2 separate regions of the Homo sapiens genome follow, and region 2 is linked to region 1. Evidence: read pairs that join two places in POLR2A ChIA-PET (ENCODE). Cell type or tissue: Panc1. All regions are shown on one strand. Links, peaks and the distances in the headings refer to the core of each region. The heading gives the core; the rest is flanking DNA. Region 1 overlaps SALL4 (spalt like transcription factor 4). Region 2 has its middle 73 kb from the start of LINC01429.

Region 1 (12,311 bases), core at 1-8,000:
ATAGTCAAGCCGAAAGCATCAAGTCAAAGTCTCCCGATGCTGGGAGCAAAGCAGAGAGCTCCGAGAACAGCCGCACTGAGATGGAAGGTGATAGAGCTTTGGATTTAACTTATGTCCATTTTGGGCTCAAGGTCATCAAAAAGGAGCCTGGGTTGAACTTTACAAACGGAGAGTATGACTTGAAGCAGCCCCTTCTATAGGGCAATTAGCTTTTCTTTACTTCTGGGTAGAGGGCAATAGTAACTGCCTCTATCCTAGTAACGAACATGCTTTTAATTTATGATGGTTAATGCAAAATGGGTATGGACAGCATACCTTTTTTGTTGGTTTTTATTTTTGTCTTTGAGCCCCTTGGGACATAGGGGTGGGTAGTCGTTCTATTTTGTTATAGTTTTTTTCTTTTTGTTTCTCCACACTATGATTCTGTATATGGGTGTCTTAAGAGTATGTTTGAGGAAGTGGCCACTGCTTTTTGACCACTGAAATAAGCCGTGGTTCCCTGACTCTGAGGCCCCACTGCCTGATGTAATGTTCACAAATTAGCCACTCTTGAAGCAGGGAAAGATGAACCCATTTTAAATGCACATATCTATTGAGAGGTTTGTTGATGTCATTAATGGTAAAATAAGGGAAAAGCTGTATCAAAGAATCAAAGAAAGATGGTGTCTGGGCATATGCTTTAAAGGTAGTTTCTTATGCAGAAATTTGAACTTAAATTACATATGTGTTTATATGTTGCCCATGCCTTTAAAAAAAAAAAACCCAAAGTGATACCTTTTCCCAAGCATTTGAAGCTTTATTCTTTGTGCAGATAAACAATTCAAAGGGGAAGGTGTTAATTACTTACAAAGCCAGCTCCAGACTCTCAAACTAGCAGGCAGTTATTTTTAAAGATCTCTTTTGCTTTGAAGAGAAAGAATGAAGGTTGGATGATAAAGGTCTGGCTTTTTTCCCCTCTGTGTACTAGGTCGGAGCAGTCTCCCTTCCACGTTTATCCGAGCCCCGCCGACCTATGTCAAGGTTGAAGTTCCTGGCACATTTGTGGGACCCTCGACATTGTCCCCAGGGATGACCCCTTTGTTAGCAGCCCAGCCACGCCGACAGGCCAAGCAACATGGCTGCACACGGTGTGGGAAGAACTTCTCGTCTGCTAGCGCTCTTCAGATCCACGAGCGGACTCACACTGGAGAGAAGCCTTTTGTGTGCAACATTTGTGGGCGAGCTTTTACCACCAAAGGCAACTTAAAGGTGGGTTTGTGTGGGCTTTCAGCAGGATGGGGGCTAGGCACCAGGTGTCTTCTTATTGGCACAAGCCGTGATGAGTTCTTCCATCCTTCCATTCCTCCTTTGGGAGGCCGAGGTGGGAGGATTGCTTGAGTCCAGGAGTTTGTTTATTTATTTATTTATTTTTGAGACGGAGTCTCACTCTGTCGCCCAGACTGGAGTGCAGTGGCGCCATCTCAAGCTCAAGCTCACTGCAAGCTCCTCCTCCCGGGTTCATGCCATTCTCCTGCCTCAGCCTCCTGAGTAGCTGGGACTACAGGCGTCCGCCACCATGGCCGGCTAATTTTTTTGTATTTTTAGTAGAGGTGGGGTTTCACCGCGTTAGCCAGGATGGTCTCGATCTCCTGATCTCGTGATCCGCCTGCCTCGGCCTCCCAAAGTGCTGGGATTACAGGCATGAGCCACTGCACCCAGCTGAGTCCAGGAGTTTGAGACCAGCCTGGCAACATAGGGAGACAACGTCTTTACACACACACACACACACACACACACACACACACAAATTAGTTGGGCATGGTGTTGCATGCTTGGGTCCCCGCCAATTGGGAAGCTGAAGTGGGAGGACCACTTGAGCCTGAGAGATCAAGGCTGCAGTGATCTGTGATCATGCCACTGCACTCCAGCTTAGAAAACAAAGTGAGACCTTGTCTCTTAAAAAAATTAAAATGTTTACATTTTAATTTTAAAAATTAGAAATACTACCTGGGTGCAGTGGCTCAGCACCCATAATCTGAGTACTTTGAGAGGCCAAGGCAGGTGGATTGCTTGAGCCCAGGAGTTTGAGACCAGCCTGGGTAACATAAGGAGACCCTGTCACTACAAAATAAAAATAAAAATTAGATGGGCGTGGTGGCATGCGCCTGTAGGCCCAGCTACTTGGGAGGCTGAAGTGGGAGGATCACTTGAACCTGGGAGGTCGAGGCTTCTGTGAGCTGTGATCACACCACTGCACTCCAGCCTGGGCAAGAGAGTAAGACCCTGTCTCTTAAGAGTTTTAAACTCTTAAGAAGCTGAAAAGGGCCGGACGCAGTGGCTCATGCCTGTACTCTCAGCACTTTGGGAGGTGGTGGTGCGAGGATCACTTGACCCCAGGAGTTGAAGACCAGCCTGGGCAACATAGCAAGATGCCATCTCTACAAAAATTAAATTCATATAAATAAAAAAAAAAGAAGCTGAAAAGGATTTCAAAACTTGAAAGCCAGACAGGAAAAATAATTAAAGAAAGCAGCCAGGTGCTAGTAAGGTCCCTTCTTCAGCAGAAGCCTTGCCTACCACCTTAGATTAAATAGCATCCTATTCCCACCATGGCCTTCTGTAGCTTTCCCAGCCAGATACATTTTTCTCTGTAGCAATTATTAGAGACATTGATGTTCTCTATATTTAGATGTCAGCTGCATCAGGGAATGGTCGTTTTGCTCTGTCACCCAGGCTGGAGTGCAACGGTGCAATCTCGGCTCATTGCAACCTCTGCCTCCCGGGTTCAAGCAATTCTCCTGCCTCAGCCTCTTGAGTGGCTGGAATTACAGGCGCCCGCCATCATGCCCGGCTAATTTTTGTATATTTTTAGTAGAGTCGAGGTTTCACGATGTTGGCCACGCTGATCTCGAACTCCAGACCTCAGGTGATCCACCTGCTCTGACCTCCCAAAGTCCTGGATTGTAGGTGTGAGCCACTGCGTCCTGCCCCAAAATTTGTTTTGTTTTGGTTTGTTTTGTTTGTTTGTTTGTTTCTGAGACAGTTTTGCTCTTGTTGCCCAGGCTGGAGTGCAGTGGTGCCATCTTGACTCACTGCAACCTCCGCCTCCTGGGTTCAAGCGATTCTCCTGCCTCAGCCTCCTGAGTAGCTGGGACTTCAGGCGTGTGCCACCATACCCGGCTACTGTTTGTATTTTTAGTAGAGATGGGGTTTCACCATGTTGGCCAGGCTCGTCTCAAACTCCTGACCTCAGGTGATCTGCCTGCCTCAGCCTCCCAAAGTAATGGGATTATAGGCGTGAGCCACTGTGCCCTGCCCACAAATTGTTTTTAACTGAAATTTTTACTTAAATAAGTATAGATTTTCACTGGACTTTTGAAAAGTAATACAGAGACATCCTTGTATGCTTTGCCCAGTTTTCCCCATTGGTAGCACTTTGCAAAACGGTAGTATCAACATTGTAGCATAATCAAGATATTGACATTGTTACAATCAACATTCAGATTTTCCCATTTTACTTGTACTCAGGTGTGCATGTTGTGCACTCTACAGTTTTATTACCTGCGTAGGTTTGTGCATTTTAAAAATGTTAACTCTAGGCTGGGTGCAGTGGCTCATGCCTGTAATCCCAGCACTTTGGGAGGACAAGGTGGGAGGATTGCTTGAGGCCAGGAGTTCGAGACCAGCTTGAGCAACATAAGGAGATCCAGTCTCTACAAATAAAAATAAATTAGCCGGCCAGGTGCAGTGGCTCACGCCTGTAATCCCAGCACTTTGGGAGGCCGAGGTGGGCGGATCACAAGGTCAGGAGATCCTGACCATCCTGGCTAACACGATGAAACCCTGTCTCTACTAAAAACAAAATAGAAAAAATTAGCCGGGCGTGGTGGCGGTGGGCGCCTGTAGTCCCAGCTACTCGGGAGGCTGAGGCAGGAGAATGGTGTGAACCCGGGAGGTGGAGCTTGCATTGAGCCAAGATCATTCCACCGTACTCCAGCCTGGGCGACAGAGCGAGACTCTGTCTCAAAAAAAAAAAAAAACAATTAGCTGGGCATGGTGGTGTGCACCTGTAGTCCCAGGTACTCAGGAAGCTGAGGTGGGTGGGTTGCTTGAGCCTTGGAGGTTGAGGCTGCAGTGAGCTGTGCCACTGCACTGTAGCCTGGGTGACAGATTAAGACTCAAAAAAAAGGCCGGACGTGGTGGCTCACGCCTGTAATTCCAGCACTTTGGGAGGCCGAGGCAGGCGGACCACGAGGTCACGAGATCAAGACCATCCTGGCCAACATGGTGAAACCCCGTCTCTACTAAAAATACAAAAATTAGCCGGGCATGGTGGCGCGTGCCTGTAGTCCCAGCTATTCAGGAGGCTGAGGCAGGAGAATCGCTTGAACCCGGGAGGCGGAGGTTGCAGCGAGCCGAGATTGCGCCACTGCACTCCAGCCTGGGCGACAGAGCGAGACTCCGTCTCAAAAAAAAAAGGACTCAAAAAAAAATGTTAACCCTGGCACTTGGATCAATGCCCAGGATATAGTAGGTTTTCACATAGGTACACCCATGATTGGTGGAGCAGAGACAGTTGGAGACTATAAGCCCCATCTTGGTTGCTCTGGGGAGGAATGTTTGTTAGGTGATATAAGAAATCTGATTTTCTAAATATAAAGTGCAGACAGTCCCTGACTTAAGATGGTTTGATTTACGATGATACAAAAGTGATAGGCATTCAGTAGAGATCAGACTTTGAGCACCCATACAACCATTCTGTTTCTCACTTTCAGTACATGCTCAATCACATGAGCTATGAGCTAATTTTTTATTTTTTATTTTTTTTTGAGATGGAGTCTTGCTTTGTCACCCAGGCTGGAGTGCAGTGGCATGATCTTGGCTCACTGCAACCTCCGCCTCCCAGGTTCAAGCGATTCTCGTGCCTCAGCCTCGCGAGCAGCTGGGATTACAGGCATGTGCCACCATGCCTGGCTACTTTTTGTATTTTTAGTAGACAGGGTTTCATCATGTTGGCCGGGCTGGTCTTGAACTCCTGACCTCAAGTGATCTGCCCACCTCAGCTTCCCAAAGTGCTGGGATTACAGGCGTGAGCCACCGTGCCTGGCCTACATGAGCTGTTTCAGTGCTCATGTATAAAATAAAATAGGCTTTGCGTTAGATGATTTTGCCTAACTGTAAGCTAATGCAAATGTTCTGAGTGTGTTTGAGGTAGGCTAAACTGAGCTATGATGTTTGGCTAGTTAGGGGTATTAAATGCATTTTAGACTAAGAATATTTTCTACTTTCAATCAGTTTATCTGGGCATAACCCCGCTGTAAGTCAAGGATCATCTATATGTTAAAACACTGGGTAGAATGAAATCCATATGCAGATTGATTCTTGGCTTGCCAGTGAGCTTCAAATCTCTATTTTGGTAAAAACCTTTCTGTCCTGTTCCCATAGGTTCACTACATGACACACGGGGCGAACAATAACTCAGCCCGCCGTGGAAGGAAGTTGGCCATCGAGAACACCATGGCTCTGTTAGGTACGGACGGAAAAAGAGTCTCAGAAATCTTTCCCAAGGAAATCCTGGCCCCTTCAGTGAATGTGGACCCTGTTGTGTGGAACCAGTACACCAGCATGCTCAATGGCGGTCTGGCCGTGAAGACCAATGAGATCTCTGTGATCCAGAGTGGGGGGGTTCCTACCCTCCCGGTTTCCTTGGGGGCCACCTCCGTTGTGAATAACGCCACTGTCTCCAAGATGGATGGCTCCCAGTCGGGTATCAGTGCAGATGTGGAAAAACCAAGTGCTACTGACGGCGTTCCCAAACACCAGTTTCCTCACTTCCTGGAAGAAAACAAGATTGCGGTCAGCTAAGGGAGAACTTGCGTGGAAGGAGCAATGCAGACACAGTGAAATCTCTAGAATCTGCTTTGTTTTGTAAGAACTCATCTCCTCCTGTTTTCTTTTTCTTACTGATATGCAAATGATGTTTACTACGTTGGTTGTGACCACAACCTCAGGCAAGTGCTACAATCACGATTGTTGCTATGCTGCTTTGCAAAAAGTTGAAAAAATAAAAAAAAAATGCATACCAAAACAAATACAGACTCTTTTTTTTTGAGATGGAGTCTCGCTCTATCACCCAGGCTGGAGTGCAGTGGCATGATCTCGGCTCACTGCAACCTCCCCATTCTGGGTTCAAGTGATTCTCCTGCCTTAGCCTCCAGAGTAGCTGGGATTACAGGCAGGTGCCACCACGCCCGGCTAATTTTGTATTTTGAGTAGAGACTGGGTTTCACCATGTTGGTCAGGCTGGTCTCGAACTGCTGACCTCGTGATCCACCCGCCTTGGCCTCCCAAAGTGCTGGGATTACAGGCATGAGCTACCACGCCTGGCACTTTTTTTTTTTTTTTCTAATTTTGGAAAGAAGCGGGTCTTGCAAAGTAGCTTTGTTACTTGTAACAGACGTATACATAGAACCTTTGTACAACCTAGAGTGACTTTTTCCAAAGACTGTTACCTATTTCAAGGTAGAATCGTTGGAACTTACTGAACAACAGTGGAAAAGACAACTACACAGCCTCATTGAGGGGAGATGGGTACTGTATACTTACTGGTAACTGGACACGGGTAAAAGGACAAGGTCTGTCATCTCTTTAGGGACCTGTTTTATATGCCCCAACCCTGTCCCCATCTTATTGTTTTTTTTTGAATGTACTTAAAAAAGGAACAACAAAAAACTAGGGTTGTAGAATTATAAAACTGCTTCAACCTTAGAACCTTAAGTAGGAGGCCCTCAAATGGACTTACGTTAGTCCTTAGGGAGTCAATGTGTGTGTTGCTGCTTATTTAAATACAGTTCAGTTGGAGCCCCGAGAGTGCCAATGTTTTCCCCACACCTCTTGGATGCCTTCCTCTTCCCAAATCCCAGAAGAGGTGGGCACCTGAGCGGGGAATCTCAGGTGACTTAGTTTGCCAGTGCCTACTCTATTGAAGAACTGGGTTTTCATGCTCGAGAAGAAACTCGTGGAAGGGCGTGTTTCCCATCACAGGTTCACATACTGATTGCTTTTGTTGAATTTCCTTGGTGCGACTTATGCCAAGTAATTATGACGATTTTTTGTTTTGTTTTGTTTCCTTGCTGAATATTTCATGAAGGCTACGAAGTTAGAACAGGCACGTCCTGGGTGTGAAAGCTTTAATTTATCTACCTCATTTATTTTTTATTTTTTGTAGCCATAGTGTCTATTTTCCTATTTTAAGACCGCTGAAGTATTCCCAGGCCCTGTCTAAAGCCTAAGAGTTGATGTATTGGTGGGAAGAGGTGAACGTTCAAGATGATTTTGTGATGCCTTTTTTTTTTGTAGTTTCCTTTGTAAATGTGATATTGAGCAAACGAAACATTGCTCTTGGTTTAACAAGAAAGAAAGAAAAAAACTCTAATTTCTGGGAGAAAAGTCTTTCCCCTCTATGTGGAAGGTCCTGACGGAAATATGCATCCAAGACGATTAGCCAAAGTGTTGTCTCTTCATCGTTGCACCTGACTTTAGGATTCCGCCCCCCTTTTTTTTTTTTTTTTTTTTTTTTGCCAAGTTGTGCCTTTCCTTCTGGAATTGTAAGTGAACACGATAATAGTACCTGTTTACACTGTGAAGTGGATATTGTTACAGAAAACACACCAGTGGCTTTCTCACTGTTGAGCTAATAATGCCTTGTGAATGTATGATCTACGGAGAAACCCCTGTAGTTGTACCTGCTGATGCTGTCTGTCTGTTGGAAAATAAAATTTGAATGTTTTTTTTTCTCACCCAGGTGTATATAAATTTTTCTGGTACTTTCTGCTCTATACCTGAGAATCTTTACTTGACAATCACTTTCAGCTGCCTTGTGACACTCTTGTTCCTAGCGTCAAAAAGATGCACACCTGGCTATGTCCATACTTGCCTCACTTTTTTTTTTTTTTTGACAGTTTCCCTCTTGTTTCCTAGGCTGGAGAGCAATGGCATGGTCTCGGCTCACTATAACCTTCGCCTCCCAGGTTCAAGCAATTCTCCTGCCTCGGCCTCCGGAGTAGCTGGGATTACAGGCATGCGCCACCACACTCGGCTAATTTTGTATTTTTAACAGAGATGGGGTTTCACTATGTTGGTCAGGCTGGTCTCAAACTCCCGACCTCAGGTGACCCGCCCACCTCGGTCTCCCAAAGTTCTGGGATTACAGGAGTGAGCCACCGTACCCGGCCTTTTTTCTTTTTTTTAAGACAGGGTCTCACTCTTTCATCCAGGCTGGAGTGCAATGGTATGATCTCAGCTTACTGCAGCCTTGACCTCCCAGGCTCAAGGGAGTGCAGTGGCTCGATCTTGGCTTACTGTATCCTCCGCCTCCCAGGTTCAAGCGATTCTCCTGCCTCAGCCTCCTTACTTGGGATTACAGGTGCCCACCACCACACCTGGCTAATTTTTGTATTTTGAGTAGAGATGAGGTTTCAGCATGTTGGCCAGGCTGGTCTTGAACTCCTGACTTCAAATGATCCATCTGCCTCGGCCTCCCAAAGTGCTGGGATTACAGGCGTGAGCCACCTTGCCCAGCCTTTTTTCTCCCCTCTCACATATTTCAGACATCTTTCCAAGGTAAAACCCAATTCCAGCTAATCCTTTTAAAATAACTGCAATTACGTAACAATGATGTCTAGTCATCTATTGACAACACTGCTGGTGTTTACCCATAAACGTCCCTATCACTCAGGCTGCAGTGTAGTGGCATGATCACAGCTGACTGGCCTTGAGCTCCTGGACTCAAGTGATCCTTCCACCTCAGCCTGTGGAGTAGCAGGCACACACCATCATTCTTAGCTAATTTTTTTTTTGCAGAGATGGTCTCATCATGTTCCCCAGGTTGGCCTCGAATGATCCACTGGCCTTGGCCTCCTAGAGTGCTGGGATTACAGGCATGAGCCACTGTGCCTGGCCCCGTGAACTTTTTTATTTTGTTTTTGATTGCCTTTGTGGTATTTCTTTTCTTATACTTGAGTTCACTTCCAGGGTAAATTCCTGCTTGGGATAGCTGGGGAAAAGATTATCATTGTCTTTGTGTGTGTGTGCTGTTTTCCATAATACAGTGTGTAGTGTGTATATGTGTGCATCATTCCTCTCAGCCTTAATCTTTGAAGTCAGTTCTAAAGGGTAGATTGTGATTGTACCTATGCAAGTAGATTATGCCCGCATAGTGTGGCCATAACTTTGTTTTGTCAGTTAGAGACCGCATATACAACCATGGTCCCATAAGATTGTAATACTAATTTTTACTGTACCTTTTCTCTGTTTAAATTTGTTTATAGGCCAGGCGCAGTGGCTCACGCCTGTAATCCTAGCTCTTTGGGAGACCAAAGTGGACAAATTACCTGAGCTCAGGAGTTCGAGACCAGCCTGGGCAACACAGTGAAACCCTGTCCCTACTAAAATGCAAAAAAGTAGCTGGCCATGGTGGCATTGCGCCTGTAATCCCAGCTACTGAGGAGACTGAGACAGGAGAATCACTTGAACCTGGGAGGCAGAGATTGCAGTGAACCGAGATCACGCCACTGCACTCCAGCCTAGGCGACAGAGCAAGACTCTGTCTCAAAAAAAAAAAATTAAGTACTGCTTAATTTTTTAACGTCTGCCTCCCGCATTGAAGTGATTCTCCTGCCTCAGCCTCCCGAGTAGCTGGGATTACAGGTGCGCACCACCACACCCAGTTAATTTTTGTATTTTTAGTAGAGACGGAGTTTCACCATGTTGGTCAGGATGGTCTCGAACTTCCAACCTCAGATGATCCACCCGCCTCAGCCTCCCAAAGTGCTGAGATTACAGGCATGAGCCACTGCACCAGGCCCAAGAAGACATCTTCCTAATATAAAAATGCAGCTGGGCGTGGTGGCTCACACCTGTAATCCTCACACTTTGGGAGGCTGAGGGGGGCAGAACACCTGAGGTTGGGAATTCGAGACCAGCCTGACAATCATGGAGAAAAATCCATTTCTACTAAAAATACAAAAGTAGCTGGGCTTGGAGGTGCATGCCTGTAATCCCAGCTACTCGGGAGGCTGAGGCAGGAGAATCACTTGAACATGGGAGGTGGAGGTTGTGGTGAACCAAGATTGTGCCATCGCACTCCAGCCTGGGCAAAAAGAGTGAAACTCTGTCTCAAAGAAAACAAAAAAAAAAAAGCAAGGTAAGGCAGTAAATGCTGATGTAGAAGCTACAGCAAGTTATCCAGAAGATCTAGCTACAATAACTACAGTAGCTACACTAAACAACATATTTTCAAAGTAGACAAGACAGTCTTCTATTGGAAGAAGATGCCATCTAGGACTTTCATAGCTAGAAAGGAAAAAAACACCTTGCTTCAAAGGACAAGGTGACTCCTGTTAGGGGCTAATGCAGGTGGTGACATTAAGCTAAAGCAATGCTCATTTACCATTCTGAAAATCTTAGGGCCTTTAAGAATGATGCTATTTCTACTCTGCATGTGCTCTGGAAATGGAATGACAAAGCCTGGATGATGGCATATCTCATTTTTGTTTTGAGATGGAGTCTCTGTGTCACTCAGGCTGGAGTGCAGTGGCACAATCTCAGTTCACTGCAACCTCTGTCTCCTGGGTTCAAGTGATTCTCTTACCTCAGCCTCCTGAGTAGCTGGGATTACAGGCACCTGCTGCCTTTTGTATTTTTGGTAGAGATGGGGTTTCACCATATTGGTCAGGCTGGTCTCAAACTCCTGACCTCAAGTGATCCACCCGCCTCGGCCTTCCAAAGTTTTGGGATTACAAGTGTGAGCCACCGCGCCCAGTTTAGCATATCTGTTTATCACATGATTTACTGAATATTTTAAGCCCACTGTTGAGACCTACTGCACAGAAAAAAAAAAAAAAAGATTTCTTTCAAAAATTATGGCTGCTCATTAACAATGCATCTAGGCCGGGCGCAGTGGCTCACATCTGTAATCCCAGCACTTTGGGAGGCCGAGGCGGGTGGATCACAAGGTCAGGGGTTCGAGACCAGCCTGACCAACATGGTGAAACCCTGTCTCTACTAAAAACACAAAAATTAGCTGGGCGTGGTCATGGGCGCCTGTAATCCTAGCTACTCAAGAGGCTGAGGCAGGAGAATTGCTTGAACCTGGGAGGCGGAGGTTGCAGTGAGCCGAGATCACGCCACTGCACTCCAGCCTGGGCGACAGAGGAAGACTCCCGTCTCAAAAAACAAAAAAACAATGCATCTAATGCATCTGTCAAGAGCTCTGATGGAAATGTACAAGGAGATTAATACTGAGATTAATACTGTTTTTCATGCCTGTTAACACAACATTCATTTTGTAGTCTGGATCAAGGAGTGGTTTTGTTACTGGTAAGGAGTCTGGATCCAGACCCTAAGAGAGGATTCTTGGATCTCACGTAAGAAAGAATTCAGGATGAGTCCATAAAGTGAAAGCAAGTTTATTAGGAAAGCAGAGGAATGAAAGAATGGTTAGTCCATAGACAGAGCAGCCCTGAGAGTTGCTGGTTGCCCATTTTTATGGTTATTTCTTGATGATATGCTAAACAAGGGGTGGATTGTTCATGCCTTCCCTTTTTAGACCATACAGGGTAACTTCCTGATGTTGCCATGGCATTTGTAAACTGTCATGGCGCTGGTGGGAGTGTAGCAGTGAGGACAACCAGAGGTCACTCTTGTCGCCATCTTGGTTTTGGTGGGTTTTAGCTGGCTTCTTTACTGCAACTTGTTTTATCAGCAAGGTCTTTATGACCTGTATCTTGTGCTGACCTCCTATCTCATCCTGTGACTAAGAATGCCTTAACCTCCTGGGAATGCAGCCCAGTAGGTCTCAGCTTTATTTTCCCCAGCTCCTGTTCGAGATGGAGTGGCTCTGGTTCAAATGCCTCTAAGAGTTTCAACTTCCAGGTCTTATTATTTCAGAAATACTACATTTTGTAAGCTGCCATAGTTTGTTATTTCTCTGATGGGTCTGGGCAAAGTAAAGTGAAAACCTGGAAAGGATTCACCATTCTAGATGTTGTTAAAAACATTCGTAATTCATGGGAGAAGGTCAAAATATCAACATAAACAGGAGTTTGGAAGAAGTGGCTTCCAACCCTCATGGATGACTTTGATGGGTTCAAGACTTCAGTGAAAGAGCCAGGCACCGTGGCTTATGCCTGTAATCCCAGCACTTTGGGAGGCCGAGGAGGATGGCTTGAGAGCCAGGAGTTCAAGACCAACCCAGTCAACACAGTGAAATCCTGTCTTTACAAACAACAAAATTCAGTGGAGGAAGTAACTGCAGATATGATGGAGATAGC
Region 2 (12,311 bases), core at 1,732-9,731, 150 kb before region 1:
GAGGCAGGAGAATGGCTTGAACATGGAGGCGGAGGTTGGTTGCAGTGAGCTGAGATCGTGCCACTGCACTCCAGCCTGGGCGACATAGTGAGACTCCATCTCAAACAACAAAAAAGAAAGAAAACGTGCTTATTGGCATGGAAAGATGTACATGGTGATTTAGAACACCAAGTAGTCACAAGATGGTTTATGCAGTATGATCATTTTTTGTGAAAATACTTGTGTATTTAGGCCAACAGTAGTTATCTGTTCTATATTGTAACAAGAACATTTATTTTTCTTTTTTAAAATCTGTATTTTAAAATTTGTCTAGAAGAGTTATTTGTGTAAAATTTTTTTTAAAAAGAAGTAACTATACATATTTATATTTATGTTCCATTTATATTGTACTTTTGCCATATTCTACCTACACAATTTCCCAATTTTTGTTCTTGTCTCACTACAGACTATAAGTTGGACTCTGTATTCATTAACATAACAGTGAAGGTGAGATTTCTGTTTTTCCTTTTTTTTTTTTTCTTTTGCCCAGGCTGTTGCCCAGGCTGGAGTACAGTGACGAGATCTCAACTCACTGCAACCTCTGCCTCCCAGGTTTAAGCGATCCTCCTGCATCAGCCTCCTGAGTAGCTGGGACCACAGGCACATGCCACCACACCCAGCTAATCTTTGTATTTTCAGTAGAGACAAGGTCTCCCCAAGTTGGCCAAGCTGGTCTCAAACTCCTGACCTCAGGTGATCCATCTGCCTCGGGCTCCCAAAGTGCTGATATTATAGGCATGAGCCACCGTGCCCGGCCGAGGGTGAGATCTCATGATGTGAATGAACACAGCTTCAGACTCTGGTTCCTTAGGGAAGCATGGATCTGCCTGTGTCATAGTTTCCCATTCTGTGAGTGGATTCAGCAACTCTGTTCTCACAGTCACAGTCCACGAACAATTGCAAAATCTGAAAACAAAACAGTGGCTCTATGCAGCCCAGGCAATGCAAGGAGACTTATTTAAGGAAGCACAATCAAGCAACAGAAGGAATTCTGATTTTTTCCTCTATCTAAAAAAAATTAAGAGGAGTCCATTTAAAGTGATTAGCACTATTTTTATTGTTTTATTTTTATGGATGAGATCTTGCACTGTCACCCAGGCTGGAGTGCAGTGGTACAATCATAGCTCACTGCAGCCTTGAACTCCTGCGATCAAACAATCCTCCCACCTCAGCCTCCCAAGTAACTGGGACTATATGTACGTGCCACCACACCCAGCTAATTTTTAAATAAGTTTTTGCAGCGACAGGGGTCCCGCCCACTATGTTACCCAGGCTGGTCTTGAACTGCTGGGCCCAAGCAAGCCTCCTGCCTCGACCTCCCAAAGTGCTGGAATTACAGGTATGAGCCACCAACCCCAGCCCAGTAGCACTGTTTATTAAAGTCCCCTTTCACTTTTCTCCCTAACTCACTCACAGGCCCTGCGTTAATTCCCTCTTGCTGCTGTAACATTACCACGAACTTAAAACTGAGGGGCTGGCCGGGCGCGGTGGCTCATGCCTGTAATCCCAGCACTTTGGGAGGCCGAGGCGGGCAGATCACGAGGTCAACAGATCGAGACCATCCTGGCAAACACGGTGAAACCCTGTCTCTATTAAAAATACAAAAAAAAATTAGCCGGGCGTGGTGGCGGACGCCTGTAGTCCCAGCTACTCAGGAGGCTGAGGCAGGAGAATGGCGTGAACCTGGGAGGTGGCGGAGCTTGCAGTGAGCCGAGATCATGCCACTGCACTCCAGCCTGGGCGACAGAGCAAGACTCCCTCTCAAAAAAATTAAAAAAAAAAATCTGAGGCGCTAACAAAACAAATTTATTTGTTTATTTATTTTGAGACGGAGGCTGGAGTGCAGGCGCGATCTCCGCTCACTGCAAGCTCCGCCACCTCCCGGGTTCACGCTATTCTCCTGCCTCGGCCTCCCAAGTAGCTGGGACTACAGGCGCCCAACACCACGCCAGGCTAACTTTTTTTGTGTGTGTTTTTAGTAGAGACGGGGTTTCACCGTGTTAGCGAGGATGGTCTCGATCTCCTGACCTCATGATCCGCCCACCTCGGCCTCCCAAAGTGCGGAGACTACAGGCGTGAGCCACCGCGCCCGGCCCACAAATTTATTCTTACAGTTCTGGAGGGCAGAAGTCCTAAATTAGTCTCACGGGATGCATGTCAAGGTGTTGGCAGGGCTGGTTCCTTGGGGAGTCTGGAATGGAAAGTCTACTTCCTTTCCCTCTCCTGGCTTTCCGGCTGCATCCCTTGCTCCTGAAACCCTTCTCACATCACCCGACCGCTCCTTCTGCTGGTGCATCCCCTCTCTCCTCCTTTGACTTACCTGCCGCCTCCCTCTTATAAGTAAGTACTTTTGATTACCTTGGGTCCACCCGTATAATCCAGGATGATCTTTCCATTTTAAGAGCCTTAATTTGGCTGGGTGTGGTGGCTCACAACTATAATCCCAGCACTTTGGGAGACCGAAGTGGGTGGATCATTTGAGGTCAGGAGTTCCAGACCAGCCTCGCCAATATGGTAAAACCCCGTCTCTACTAAAAATACAAAAATTAGCCAGGCGTGGTGGCGCACACTTGTAATCCCAGCTACTCGAGAGGCTGAGGCAGGAGAATCGCTTCAACTCAGGCGGCTGAGGTTTCAGTGAGCCGAGATCAGGCCACTGCACTCCAGCCTAGGCGACAGAGAGAGAGTCCATCTCAAAAAAAAAAAAAAAAAAGCTTTAATCGTATCTGCAAAGTCCCTTTGACTGTGTAAAATATTCACAGGTTTCAGCGACTAGGGCACGGATATCTTTGGGGACCATTATTCAACCGACCACAGTCCGTATAATTTCATGAGAGCCTCTTGCTCTACCAGGCGTTGTAAACTTCTGTATCCCGTTTCTCTTTCCTGCCATACTTAGCCACTGAGACTTCTACTCCTGCCCGTCGATCTTGCTCATCTGAAAAATGGGGCTAAAAAACAGCCCTGATTCTACAGGGCTGTGGTGAGACTTGGATTTAAAGCACTTAGCACTATGATCAACCGCCATCTACTGCTGGCACCGGCTCAGAGCCAGCACTCCTACCGCACCCAAATCTCATTAAATTGAGCCCCTAAACACTTGCTAGAGAGGAAGAAAATGTAAGTACTGTGGGCAATAATTTAATTCATCTGGAGCTTTTTAAAAGCATTAATTCTTGTGCCAATTCTTCCATAGGCATCTTTGGCAAGCATCTATTTTTCAAAAGGTCACAGATGGTATTGACGCAATATTGCCTTTTCACTCATTCATGAAATGCATTTATTGTTTCTATTAAATAGGACACATGATATAAGAAGACTTGCTTAAGGGCTCCATTTCGCAACAGCAATAAAAAAGGAAACAACCTAAATATCTCTCTGTAGGGGAATGGACACATGAAATGGGTATAGACATAGTGGAACCCTCTACAGCTGTTCAGATTAATGCACTAGAGCAGGGGTCAGCAAACAGTGAGCCAAAAGTGACCCATTGCCTGATTTTGTACAGCTCATGGGCTAAGAATGATGTTTACATTTTTGAATAATTTTAAAAGGACGAAAGAAGAATATTCATAATATGTAAAATTCTATGAAAATCAAATTTTAGTGTTCAATTTTACTGGAACACAGCCACATCATTCATTTACGTACTGCTATGACTACCTCTCAGCTATAGCATTAGGGTGTGGCAGAGTGAACAGGGACCCTATGGCTCACAAAGCCCAAAATATTTACTCTGGCCCTTTATAGAAAAACAGCTCTGAACAGGAGATGTATGAATCAACATGAATAGATCCCAAAAATATAATGGCAAATTTGGAAAGCAAGTTGAAGAACGATATGTAAAATACCAATCATACAATTAAAAAAAAGTATGAATTAATTTGAATTCTTTTTTTGTTGTTGTTATTGAGACAGAGTCTCTCTCTGTCACCCAGGCTGGAGTGCAGTGGTGTGATCTCGGCTCACTGCAACCTCCACCTCCTGGGCTCACGCCATTCTCTTGCCTCAGCCTCCCAAGTAGCTGGGACTACAGGCACCCGCCACCATACCCGGCTAATTTTGTTTTTGTATTTTGAGTAGAGACGGGGTTTCACTGTGTTAGCCAGGATGGTCTCGATCTCCTGACCTTGTGATCCACCCGCCTCAGCCTCCCAAAGTGGTGGGATTTCAGGCATGAGCCACCTCGCCCTGCCTGAATTCTTATATGCATGATAAAATATAAGGAACAGATTGAAAGGTACACATACCGTCTTGATAATGGTTGTCTCTGAAGAGGGAAGATGGAAAGTAGAATTTGGAAGAGCTGCCAAAGAGATTTCCAGTTTATTAATGATGACATTTCCCTTTATTAAAAAGAAACTAGCTGATGTGTTTAACAGTATTTGTTATTGGACACACTTTGTGCTATTCGGAGGTTTAACTATACACATACACACGTATTTATACATGTAATTAATTTTTTTAAAAAGCTGACTATGCATTTGTATAGTCATAATTTCTTTAAAAAAGAAATTACTGGGCGCAGTGGCTCACACTTGTAATTCTAGCACTTTGGGAGACCGAGGTAGGCAGATCACAAGGTCAGGAATTCGAGACCAGCCTGGCCAACACGGTGAAACCCCGACTCTACTAAAAATACAAAAATTAGCTGGGCGTGGTGGCAGTCACCTGTAATCCCAGCTACTCTGGAGGCTGAGGCAGGAGAATCACTCGAACCCAGGAGGCGGAGGTTGCAGTGAGCTGAGATCGCGCCACTGCACTCCAGCCTGGGCGATGGAGTGAGATTCCATCTCAAAAAAAAAAAAAAGAAAGAAAATTAAGGGCCAGGTGCGGTGGCTCACGCCTATAATCCCAGCACTTTGGGAGGCTGAGGCAGGTGGATCACCTGAGGTCAGGAGTTCAAGACCAGCCTGGCCAACATGACAAAACCCCGTCTCTACTAAAAATACAAAAATTAGCTGGGCGTGGTGGCACATGCCTGTAATCCCAGCTACTTGGGAGGCTGAGGCAAGAGAATCGCTTAGAATCCTGGAGGTGGAGGTTGCAGTGAGCCGAGATGGTGCCATTGCACTCCAGCCTGGGTGACAGAGCAAGACTCTGTGTCAAAAAAAAAAAAAAAAGAAAAAAAAAAATTTAAGTACCACTGCTGCACTTCAGCCTAGGCAGTGGAGTGAGACCCTATCTCAAAACAAATTTAAAAAAAATTTTTTTAAATGCATGGTTAGGCCCAGTGGCTCACTCCTGTAATCCCAGTACTTTGGGAGACCAAGGCAGGCGGATCACTTGAGGTCAGGAGTTCGAGACCAGCCTGACCAACATGGTGAAACTCTGTCTCTACTAAAAATACAAAAATTAGCTGGGCATGGTGGTGGGCTCCTGTATTCCCAGCTACTCAGGAGGCTGAGGCAGGAGGATCGCTTGAGCCCAGGAAGCAGAGGTTACAGTGAGGCGTGATTTTGCCACTGCACTCCAGCCTAGGTGACAGAGCCATACCTTGTCTCAAGAAAAAAAAAAAAGTTACCCCCAAAAAGTGGACACTTCCGTCTACTGATCACCACTATTAGATTTGGCAACCTCCAACCATACACTTCTCTGAGCATATTTGTGCACCATTTTGCTGGGTATGTTTTGTGTAGGCATTCTGCTCTGCCATCTGCATCTTTAAATTTCAACAATATGTTGTGGGCATCTATTTTATGACTCACTTTACTTTGTTTTTCTTTATTATTTCACTTACAAACTAATAGATGCCCTATTGTAACTTTTTATTTTGAAGTAATTTTTAGATCACAGAAATGTAAAAATAGTACAGTAAGTCCTATTTACTCATCACCCAGCTGCTCTCCACAGTGACATTATCAAAACCAGGCAACAGACAATGACACAATACAGTCAACAAGGCTACAGGCCATAATCGGATGCACTCACCTTTTTTTTTTTTTTTTTTTGAGATGAGTCTTGCTCTGTCACTCAGGCTGGAATGCAGTGGCACGATCTCAGCTCACTGCAACCTCCACCTGCTGGATTCAAGCAATTCTCCTGCCTCAGCCTCCTGAGTAGCTGGGACTACAGGTGCACACCACCACGCCTGGTTAATCGTTTGTATTTTCAGTAGAGACGGGGCTTCACCATGCTGGCCAGGCTGGTCTCGAACTCCTGACCTCATGATCCACCCTCCTCGGCCTCCCAAAGTGCTGGGATTACAAGCGTGAGCCACCGCGCCTGGCCGCACTTTTGTTTTTTAATGTCCTTACACATAGATCTATGACATTTTATCTCTACATAACCTCTAAAAAAAAAACAATTAACACAGAAATACAAAGTAGAGAACATTCAAACCCATTGTGATGTTTGGGCTGTTTTCCCCAGGTTATTTTCTCTGTGTAGATGCTATTTTTTAAAACAACAATAAAGGATCTTCTAAGCTGGAAATTTTTTATTTTTTGAGATGAGGTCTTGCTATGTTGCCCAGACTGGCTTCCAACTTCTGGGCTAAAGCAATCCTCCCATCTCAGCCTCCTGAGTAGCTGAGGAATATAGCTACTGTGCCTGGCTAAAATTTGCTTTAAAAAAAAAATTGTGGGCCAGGTGCGGTGGTTCACGCCTGTAATCCCAGAACTTTGGGAGGCCGAGGCGGGTGGATCATGAGGTCAGGAGATCGAGACCATCCTGGCTAACACAGTGAAACTCCATCTCTACTAAAAATACAAAAAAAAAAAAAAATTAGTCGGGCGTGGTGTCGGGTGCCTGACACCCAGCTACTCGGGAGACTGAGGCAGGAGAATGGTGTGAACCCGGGAGACAGAGCTTGCAGTCAGCCGAGATAGCACCACTGCACCCCAGCCTGGGCAACAGAGCGAGACTCCGTCTCAAAAAAAAAAAAAAAATTGTGGAAGAGGCCAGGCGTAGTGGCTCATGCCTGTAATCTCAGCACTTTGGGAGGCCAAGGGAGGAGGGCTGCTTGAGGCCAGGAGTTCGAGACCACCTGGTCAACATAGCAAATCCCCGTCTCTATTTAAAAAAAAAATTGTGGAAATCTTTCTGTGTCAAAACATATTTAGATCTACCATATTGTCACTGTCTTTAGGACACTAAAACATCTGCACTGTAGCTATTGACTTCTCATGGAAGTCATCACCCAATTCATACCCAGCCTTTAAATTTCATTGAACAACGTGGTGGGCCCCAACTGTCAGAATTTCAGAACTTGAGCCTTGGCATTTTCTGGCACTCTGTGCCCAGGCCTCCTCCATGCCCTGCCCTGGGCATAAGGGAAAGCACTTGCTTCCCCTCAGAGTGGGCAGGACTTCCGGTCCCTCTTCCCATTGTCCTCCCAGGGTTCACTGCCCCCACACCTGCTTAAGCTTGAATCGCTGTTAACATTTACAAAACATTTTTATGAGACATCCACCTTAACAACTTCCAGCGAAATCATTGGGGGGTCGTTGGGGGTAGGGGGTGGGCTTCTGGCTCCCCTTCCCCCACTCCAGGGCAGCTCATTTCAGGTCTGATGTGAACGGTTCCATTTCTGCCTTTATGCATTGGCATAAACATTTCTTGCAGCCCATAAACACCTTGGCCATTTTACCAGTGTCGTGAAGGATGTTTATGACCCAAATATGAAAACTTTGTGAGAATTAACACTTAGGCAAACAGGCTGTGTTATTCTTGGAAAGAAATATCTTCTCAAAAAGACCCAAAGCAGGCAGGGGCTGCATGTGAAAATACACCCACGTCGGCACACTTAAGTATAAAACCCTGAAGATAGTCTATGATCCAAACTCTTTGCTGTTGCTCAGTAGCAAGGCGGTCCTGCAGTTTTTAATGGTGATCAGCTTCCTGTTTGAGTGTTTTTATAGCGTTATTATGTTGCAAAGTGAATGAGGCAAAATAAAATAGGAAAAGAGATGCTGGACCAGGAGGTTAATAAAAATCCGTGTTGTCACTCGACAGCCTCCCCATACAACTTCTTTTTCCATGCACCTCTGAGTCACTTTGTATTGACAGATGCCATTTGCTCATTTACGATGTGATAATAAAAACCTTCAGCCTTGTTCAATGTTATTCTTTTCCTCCCCTGACAGGAGGGAACCAAATGGTTTGTAGTCCGCTCAGCAGGCATTTTTTCATTAAAGATAATAACCTTGCAATGAACAACATTTAAAAGACATTTCAGAAAAGTAGCAGAATTTGGTCAGGGAGAGAAAGATCTATGGCGACATACTAACCACTCAGACCCAGAAACAGATCTGTAAAATGACCCAGGTTTTACACAATTAAAAAATATTTAGTAAGCATGGATGAATGCTCGACAAGTATGAACCTGAATGACAGTATGTGCAGAGAAAATCAAACATAAGGCTCTGCTCATTTTTGCAATTATGTTGTTTGCATAAAAAATGACATTTAAGCAATAACTGCCTGATATCAACTTTTAATTAATCCTATAGAATCTGATGCCAAAATATTTCCCTGAATTTCTGCCATTAATTTGTTTCTAGTATTTGACTCCGAAGATAATTTAAAACGAAGCCAGGAGGTTTCATAGCTTTTTATTCCAAAAAGCGACACTTTATTGATAGCAATCATTTTCAAAATTAATGGTTTTCCAATCGGGTAAGGTGGCTCACGCCTGTAATCCCAACACTTTGGGAGGAAGAGGTGAGCAGATTGCCTGAGCTCAGGTGTAGGAGACCAGCCTGGGCAACATGGTGAAATCCCATCTCTACTAAAATACAAAAAATAGAAATAAAAAATTAGCTGGGCACGGTGACACATGCCTGTAGTCCCAGCTACTCGACAGGCTGAAGCACAAGAATTACTTAAACCCAGGAGGCGGAGATTGCAGTGAGCCGACACTGCTACTGCACTCCAGCCTGGGCGACAGAGCGAGACTCTGTCTCCAAAAAAAAATAAAAAAGGTTTTCGGCCAGCAGAGCCATATGGCTTTTTTCTTAAAACATATATTATGAGTGCTTTTTGTCACTAGTTCAAATCATAGATTAATCGTACCCACTAGTTTCAAACAAAGCCATATTAGACAGTTGTGACTCAAATTGCTCCATTTCTATATGTGCCATAAACCATAAATTAGAATTGTTGGCAGTCGACAGATGTCTTTTGAAAGAATGTAGACAGATTGCTGTGTTTTAACATTAACTCTCTAGAGTCTAGACAGAAATTCCTTTATAACCACCAATTTTTGTGTATCCTTCCTGAAATGTTCTATATACAAATAAACCTACATAGTAAATACAAGTCACAGGCACAGCCTTGCTTGAAAAGCACAAATGTGATCAACCATATTCAACATATTCTGCCATTTATTGGGTTTTTTCCTTAACCATAAATACGAACATTTCAGCACATATAGATCAACTTTAGTCTTTTTTTATGTTCATTTCTAATATCGAGTTGTAATAATATATAATAGCAAAGAGTATTGAGAACTTACTCTGTGCCAGCCTTGTTCTAAACGCTGTCTGCACATTAACTAGTTTAGTCCTCATCATCAGCCAATAAGTATTCTGAATATCTTTGTTCTACAGATGGGGATATTGAAGAACTAAGAAGTCAACTAATTAACGATGGACTTATTAATGAACAGATTGTTTCCAGATTTTTCTTTTTTTTTGAGACGGAGTCTCTCTCTGTCACAGGCTGGAGTGCAGTGGCGCGATCTCGGCTCACTGCAAGCTCCACCTCCTGGGTTCACGCCATTCCTCTGCCTCAGCCTCCCGAGTAGCTGGGACTACAGGCACCCGCCACCATGACTGGCTAATTTTTTTGTATTTGTAGTAGAGACGGGGTTTCACCGTGTTAGCCAGAATGGTCTCAATCTCCTAACCTCGTGATCCACCCGCCTCGGCCTCCCAAAGTGCTGGGATTACAGGCATGAGCCACCGTGCCCAGCCTAGATTTTTCTTTCTTTTTTTTTTTTTTTTTTGAGACAGGTCTGACTCTGTCACCCAGGCTGGAGTGCAGTGGTGCAATCTCGGCTCACTGCAGCCTCCGCCTCCCAGGTTCCAGCGATTCTCCTGCCTCAGCCTCCTGGGTAGCTGGGATTACAGGCATGCACCACGACGCCCGGCTAATTTTTGTATTTTTATTTTTATTTTTTGCGACAGAGTCTTGCTCTGTTGCCCAAGCTGGAGTGCAGTGGCGCAATCTTGGCCCACTGCAACCTCCTCCTCCCGAGTTTCTCCTGCCTCAGCCTCCCGAGTAGCTGGGACTACAGGCGTGCGCTGCCACAGCTAATTTTTGTATTTTTAGTAGAGACGGGGTTTCGCCATATTGGCCAGGCTGGTCTCGAACTCCTGACCTCATGATCCGCCCACCTTGGCCTCCCAAAGTGCTGGGATTACAGGTGTGAGCCACTGCGCCTGGCCTTAAAATTCATTTTCTAAGTGCTCTTGAGTTAATAGCTTTTCATGCTAGCTGTCCCTCCCATCACCACCAAATGTAGAGGCTAGACTAAAAGACTGAGATTGTTTTCCAAAAATCACGGAAAAGCTATTTGCTGGACACAAATCTCAGCTTTTTCCTCTCATCTTCACTTAGTTATCAAGTTCCCCAAACTTCTAAAAATCAGTTGTTGTTACTGTTGTTGTTGTCATAAAATTCATCCTGAGAAGCAACCCACACACCAAATGGTGAGTCCCAGCAATGACTTCCTCGCACAAGGAGGGGCTTCCTAGATTTTAGGCAGGAGTCATTCCCCAGAAAAAAACACTCAATTATCAACATTCCTAGCTCCCTTTCTCCCTTTCCAATGAGTACACAGCAAAGGCAAACAGCTTTGACTTCAAAAAAGCAGATCAATCTGCTTCCAAACCCACAGTTCAATGCTCATAAAATCGGATCGTGAGCAAGGCGGCTCTGAGTGTCTGCACACCTTCGTACTCAGCAAGACAGAAAGGCACTTCAGCAATTCCTGGTGATTGGTAGGCAGCCCTGTCATCTGTGAACTGAAAGATCAAAGGCTTAACTCCAGGAAGGGAAATGAGGAGAATTAGTGTCCCGCCAGAAACCTCTCGCCCCACAGTAAGGATGGTGGTTCTTCTTATGATCACCAGCTATTTGGATCTTAATTTGGGATTTCATTAAGGGAATATCCACACTTGAATAAGGGGAATGAAGTTTGCTGTTTCTTTTGAAGTCCAGCTATTAGAGTGAATCGTGATTCAGAACTGTCCATATTTGCAAAGCCCAGAGCTGGGTCCCTGGCACACAGTAAAGCCGTGGTAGCTTTGGCCATGGTTTTTATCATGAACATAACTTGATGGCAAAATTATCTGCATGGTTCAAATAAAAAGGAGTGATTTTTATCCTGCTTTTATGGAGCGTTGTGGAAATTTCTAGAATGGAGTCTGGCACATAGAGGAGCTTAAAATCTTTCTTGTACAAATGACTCAGAGCTTTCCTGGATGATTTAGCATCCCCATGAGAAGCTGGCTGAGGCCCAAAGAGCTGATGTCATTTCCCTGAGGTGGGATTTGAACTGAGGTCTCCAGAGGGTTGCCCTGCCTTTATACTTTTCTCCACAAGTTAAGTCCACGTGGCTGAGCCATTGAATTAACTGAGGTGTCTGTCTGTTCTAGTGCAGCCAGTACATGGAAGAGATCATTCTGCAAACATGACGTAGCCAAGCTTAGCCTGCTGGAAACTCACAGACTTTGGGGCCCCACAGACTTGGGCTTAATCCCCAACCCTGACACTGTATCTGTGTGATCCTGGGAAACTCAGTTTACTTCTCTGAGCCTCATGCTCTTCATATGCAAAGTTGAGATCATGGCATACACGTTTTAGGATCCTTATGAGACTACATAAAATAATATCTGTAAAGAATCCACAATTATGGGATGTGGAGACACAGCTGTGTCTATAGGCTATCAAAATAGCGAGTGGGGTAGACAGAATAGTGGCCCCCTAGAGATTGTGTACATCCTAATCACTGGCAACTATAAATATGTTATATTACGTGGCAAAGGGAAATTAAGGAAGCAAATAGAATTAAGGTTGTTAATCAGCTGACCTTAAAATATAGGGATTATCTTGGATGTTCTGAGTGGGCCCAATGTAATCACAAGGGTCCTGTCAGTACCAAAAGGCAGCAGAAGAGTGGGAGACTGTTGTCTATTGTTTCTCTGCTACTTAGAACTATGTGTGGCACATAGTTGATGCTCAATAAATATTTGTGGCGTGAACGACTGACTGAATGAATGAATGCTATGTTAACTCAGATCATTCCTGTGACCATTTTAGAAACT

Evidence for each region. Peaks named below come from ENCODE experiments on the same cell type or tissue, not always from the same donor. Only the 100,000 strongest peaks of a DNase experiment are listed, where the experiment ranks them.
Region 2: POLR2A ChIA-PET joins it to region 1 with 6 read pairs; 6 of 35 experiments call an interaction of 5 or more read pairs at or near these places.

The regions. Positions count from the first base shown.
Region 1 is chr20:51,777,798-51,790,108 of GRCh38, reverse strand. SALL4 (spalt like transcription factor 4) reads left to right here. Exons shown (of 4, transcript NM_020436.5): 2 at 1-87; 3 at 968-1,248; 4 at 5,425-7,778. The coding sequence ends at 5,844. Among named protein-coding and RNA genes, the nearest start is that of ATP9A, 16 kb to the right of the region's middle. RefSeq lists enhancers at 1-178, 638-1,137, 1,138-1,639. In Panc1, for the core only: no CTCF peak of the experiment used is centred there; no DNase peak of the experiment used is centred there.
Region 2 is chr20:51,930,176-51,942,486 of GRCh38, reverse strand. No RefSeq gene overlaps it. Among named protein-coding and RNA genes, the nearest start is that of LINC01429, 73 kb to the right of the region's middle. In Panc1, for the core only: no CTCF peak of the experiment used is centred there; no DNase peak of the experiment used is centred there; H3K27ac peaks cover 3,175 bases.